Regions from separate parts of the Homo sapiens genome. Here region 2 is linked to region 1. The links are chromatin contacts, found by Hi-C or POLR2A ChIA-PET in ENCODE. All regions are on one chromosome and are shown on one strand. The core of a region is the stretch at or near the end of the contact, and the rest is flanking DNA. Distances in the headings are between cores, read along the strand shown.

Region 1 (2,588 bases), core at 62-2,561:
TCACATAGGGGCAGAGGCCAGGAGGCCTGGATCCTTCCCCAGCAACCGTGTGGAGGTTTTTACTTCCTCTGATCCAGGGGACACATGTAATCTTTTTCTACAACTCCCTGAGGCTGGTTTTTCCCACCCTACAAATCAGTAAGCATAAATTTTTGCAGAGAAGCCTGGAGCCATGGGTCCTAAGCATTCAGGCAGCCAAAAAAATTAAATTTTCAACCGGAGCCGGGTAAGGACACATGGTCTCAAACGTTTCCTGCCCAATTGGAGCCGCTTTCCTCCTCTTGCACACTTGCTCCCCCTACTGCCTGACGCTGGAAGTGCAGGCCTGGCTCCGAGGCAAGCTTGAACGCCCCAGCTCGGTCCTGGGATGGCCAGGGTGAAAGCCAGCAGAGCAGAGAGGTTGCCAAAAAAAAAAAAAAAAAGCAATAGTACATCTTTCATAATTCTCCCACTGCTCTGGGGAAGGCACTAAGCTAAGTCTTTTCTTTACATTTGAAGAATAAACTCTGTAATAAAGATTGAATAAAAGTCTTCCCTGAATAAAGTTTTGCCAAATAAGTTAAAGTTAGGTCTCCCTTAAGGGTTCAATAAATGAAAAGAACTTCAGTTTTAGATTCAGACCTCGTGAAATCCCCAAGCCCCTTTGGATTTCAGACCCTTGGAACGCAGATCCAGGTTTTGCGCCTTTATGTGATGCGTGAACTTGGACATCTTATTTAATCTTTTTGAGCCTGAGTTTCTTTAACTGTAATTTGGGCATAATCATATTGTTGGTCTCATAGTGTTGCTGTAGAACGTAAATGAAAGAATGTGAATGCATGAGAAAAGACTTTTACAACATAAAAATAAATGTGAGCTGTTTCCCTTCCAATCCAACGCACACACACCCCTTTTCCATCTATCTAAGTGGAAATGGCCGTCGAGGCAACCTAAACCCCTAAAAAAGGAAGTAGGGCAAGGAAAGCCCGGTCACAAACAGGAAGTAACAGAAATGCCACTGAGAAACATTCAGGCAGAAGAAAGAAAGAAAAACAGTCCTAGGCTGTGTTTTTGAAGATCAAGTTAGATTTAGTTAATGATTTGGGGCGTTGCCAGCCCGACTTGACCCCCTAAATAGGGGGTTTTCAGAGATGGTTAGGAAATTCTTGACCTCGATTTGACCTCACGAATGGGAATTCTCACTCTGCAGTTGGTAGGTTCCTGCCTTTTTAAATGTAGGTCTCTCCTCCTTTTCCCCTGCGGCCATAGGAGGGGCCGAGCGCTCAGCCGGCTGGGAGGAGCTGGGGCTCCGCCTGCCCTCCCTCGCCGTGGGGAGCCGCCCTGCAGCGCCTCTCGGGTTACTGCCTCCCTTCCTGGCTTCACAAACTCGCCACATGGTAGGTTGGCTACTTAAGGGAATGTAAGAAAAAGCACTCAAGTGACGGCATACAAAGAAGTTTTACAGCTCTGGAGATTATGTCAGATTTTCCTTCCTAATTTCTCCTTAGAGGAGACAAAATCCTAGATTTTTTTTTTTTTTTTGAAGGAAAGGGGAAAAAAAACGCAAAACGAAAGGGAAACATATTAACATATCAGGACACATTGTGCTGTTTATTCTCTTGTTTTTCTTTTCTCATTTTTGAAAGCTCTTTCAAGAATCTTACCGCCTTTCTTGTCTTTTCCTTAATTTTGTGTGTTTTTAAGGTGGGGAAGGGAGAGGATTAGAAGCCTGTGAATTTTGTCAGGACAAGGCCTTCCTAAGCTTTTCATTTGTTTGCAGAACCAGAGTTCCTTCTCTGGTCCAGATGAAGAGACTAGTTCCTACCTCCTTCGCCTATACCTCTTATTAAAGGACCCCTCCAACCCTTGTCAAAATGCTTGGTGAAAGTGAGAGTTGGAAAATCAAGAGATCCACATCCATCCTTTGAGTGACCCTAGTCTGCAGACAGTGTCAGAGAGACAAATACAAATATTCTTAAGATGGTATCATGTCCCATCTTAGGCTTGGTTGTTTTTCAATGGCCTCCAACTGTACACTTGTTACAGGAAAGGGGTCCCCATCTAGACCCCAAGAGAACGTTCTTGGATCTCACACAAGAAAGAATTCAGAGTGAGACTGTAGACTAAAATGAAAGCAAGTTTATTAAGAAAGTAAAGGAATACACTTTGGGAGGCCGAGGTGGGCGGATCATCTGAGGTCAATAGTTCGAGACCAGCCTGGCCAACATGGTGAAACCCATCTCTACTAAAAAAAAAAAAAAAGAAAAAGAAAAATACAAAATATTCGGGTGTGGTGGTGCACGCCTGTAATCCCAGCTACTAGGTGGCTGAGGCAGGAGAATTGCTTGAGCCCAGGAGGTGGAGGCTGCAGTGAGCTGAGATCATGCCACTGCACTCCAGCCTGGGTAACAGAGCCAGACTCTGTCTCAAAAAAAAAAAGACAAGACAGGAAAGGAATAAAAGAATAGCTACTCCGTAGACAGAGCAGCCCCAAGGGCTGCTGGTTGCCCATTTTTATGGTTATTTCTTGATGATATGCTAAACAAGGGATGGATTATTTATGCCTCCCCTTTCTAGAGCACATAGGGTAACTTCCTGATGTTGCCATG
Region 2 (2,588 bases), core at 32-2,531, 48 kb before region 1:
TTGCCTTTTCTTTTGTTGTTGATTCCAGTATCTGAATCTCCTTCCTACATTTGAAGATATCCCCCACTTTATGAGTCCCATCTTTCTCTGTAGATTTCCCAGGGAGCTATCTTAGGGAGTGATCTGAGGCTTTGTTTCTTAGAACGCGTTCTCCACGCCTGGCTTGCTGGCCTTCCTAGAGATCCTATGAGCTACTTATTATCCTTTAATAAATTCCTTTTCTGCTAAGCCAGTGTTGATGTTTGGGTTTCCCAGGAAACAGAATCCCAGACAGAAATTTTTGTGCAAGGAGGTTTTGGGAGGAGTGTCCTCTGGATCAACATCTGTCCCCTGGATCACAGGGCAAGGTACACAGGAGAGGGCAGAGAGAGAACTTGAACTGTGATGATGTTCCAGTAGAATCCTCATCTGATACCACGGGGAGCTCAAGAGCTGGAGGGCCCTTTAGGGGACTGAGATATTTGTATCCCTTCTCTTCTCCCTGGTCATTGAATACAGGCTGCCCCAGAAAGAGGGCAAGCCCTTGGATGAGATGACTTTCTTAGGCTAAGAGCCACATCAGGTCAGGGATACAGCTGAGACCTATCATCCACTTGCACTCCCAGTCTCTAAAGCAAGCGTTACAGTTTACAAATCCATTCTTCCCCTGGATTCTAGCAATAATCCAATCATTTTCTTCATAGTTCAAATGAGAAACTGAGGCTCAGAAATAATAAATGAACATCTAGAACAAGCTTGTCCAACCCATGGCCCACAGGCCACACGCAGCCAGGATGGCTTTGAATGCTGCCCAACACAAATTTGTAAATGTTCTTAAAACATTATGAGGTCTTTTTTGCTCATCAGCTATCATTAATGTTAGTGTATTTTATGTGTGGCCCAAGGCAATTCTTCTTCTTCCAGTGTGGCTCAGGAAAGCCAAAAGGTTGGACTACCCAAAAGCAACCAAAGTTCCACACTAGATATTGCTGACAGTAAACATCTACTCCTACCCTCCTAGCATCTGGAAGGCAGCCAGGGTTCTGAGTGAGATTTCAGTTCTGCCAGTGAAATGCCTTTGATGTAGAAAGAGGTAGAGGTGAAATGCAAACCCTCATCTTATGATTCCAAATGCTGTTTCTTTGCCTACACCATATTGAACATTGTTGCAGAGAAAAAACAAACCTTTGAGATGGGCAAGATGTCCAAGAGCCTGAGTAGAGCCTGGGCAGTTCAAAAATCTTGAGCCATATTACTTTTGGATCTTTCCTCAGGAGTTCTCAGAATTTGGGACAATGAATTCCAGTTGGAGCCACCATTTGTGAAGGAATCTCACCTTATCCTCCTATGGGAAAAAGAAAAAAAAAAAAAGTCACTAAACAGCAACCAAAGTGCCATACTAGATATTATCTGCTGACAGTAGACATCTACTCTTACTCTCATTTGTGTTTCCTCCAAGGGTCTGGAAGGCAGCCAGGGTTCTGGGTGAGATTTAAATTCTGCCAGTGAAATGAACTTTCATGCTATTTGGAAGGCAGAGGAGAGGTGGAGACTGTTTTCCCACAGCTGTGACAGCAGACAAGATGTGCCAACAAAAGCAAGTAGCAACAACTGGGCTCTGCACTCCACTCCCTGGTCACCAGTGTCTGGAACAGAGGTGGCAGGAGCTCAGGTTTTCTGACCTCTAGCTTATAGCAACAGTGGTTGATCTTGAAACCAAAACACCAGAAGCTGATTTTTACTACTCCTTCTCTTCTAAAATGTTGTGAGCACTGAATTTCCTAGATGAAGCCAATCTCTTTCTGCTTGAAATATTATATTTGTAATGGTTTTCTTTTTTCTATGCTGAACCTGAGCTAGCACCCCAAGCGTGAAGCCAGAGTCAGTGACTCCCCTTTCCACACCCAGACATGATATAACCAGAAGAAAAATGCTCTTTTACCCAGAGAGCAACATGGAGAGTACCGTAAAACAAACTGGATCTCAAAGTGCTGAGATGACTCCTCCGGGGAAACTAGTGACTGTTGGCCCATTGGGGATTGCTTCTTAAAGTAGGTGGGATGAGAGCCTTGTCTTGCTGTGTGGACTGTAATACTCAACCTTTACCACCATGCACTTAGTCCCAGCACAGACCTATCTTCTACCTTTTTCATCCACCATCCTAATGTCACAGAGAGGGAATGCATGAAATCTCACCAGTACGCTTGCTGGCCCACCATGTTGACAAGATGCCTCGCTAATAGAGCAGAGGCACAAGAGCCCATGACCATGGCATGGAGCCAAGTGTCAGCTAAAGTCCGAGACAGCGAAAGAAGTGTAAACAAAGGAAGAACGCTTTACAGGCATCATGAATCCCACGCCCAAAAATGCAGACAGGCAGTGGACTTTTGGAAATGGAGTCTCTTGGATTTGTAGCCATCAAAAACAAAAAGGCTTTTCAAACAAAGATGTCATTTTACAGAGGCAGAAAGAGCCAATGCTGCAAAGTGTCTTTAGCCCTGCAAATTCAAGCATGAAATGGATATTCAAGGATAGCTTGCCCACAAATGCAGAAGCTGGGACACAGAAGATGCATAAAATATACAAGATACATCTTGAATGAAATAAAA

Evidence for each region. A loop is a pair of places that touch in the nucleus more often than their neighbours do. ChIA-PET counts read pairs that join two places held with the same protein, here RNA polymerase II (POLR2A). Pooled maps may share reads with other maps.
Region 2: a loop to region 1 is called in a map of ascending aorta, with 3 times the contacts of the local background. The contact joins the promoter of LINC02513 here to the enhancer-like site in region 1. A Hi-C loop is called at or near these places in 8 of 168 maps with a recorded cell type or tissue (PC-9, Right ventricle myocardium inferior, aorta and 5 more), 1 of 37 single-sample maps with no recorded cell type and 8 of 50 pooled maps. POLR2A ChIA-PET finds 5 or more read pairs at or near these places in 5 of 52 experiments (CD8-positive, alpha-beta memory T cell, HEK293, PC-3 and 2 more).

What each region holds. Positions count from the first base shown.
Region 1 is chr4:38,317,719-38,320,306 of GRCh38, reverse strand. No RefSeq gene overlaps it. Among named protein-coding and RNA genes, the nearest start is that of LINC02513, 48 kb to the left of the region's middle. RefSeq lists enhancers at 1,377-1,877, 1,878-2,378. Within about 2 kb of position 1,311, at least 38 of the 41 ENCODE cell types and tissues checked have a DNase peak (open chromatin) inside an H3K27ac peak, as active enhancers do; they include PC-3, PC-9, ascending aorta and 2 more, where a contact is called at or near this core.
Region 2 is chr4:38,365,607-38,368,194 of GRCh38, reverse strand. LINC02513 (long intergenic non-protein coding RNA 2513) reads right to left here and starts at 1,281. Exons shown (of 2, transcript NR_149123.1): 1 at 1,165-1,281. RefSeq lists enhancers at 1,361-1,500, 1,621-1,700.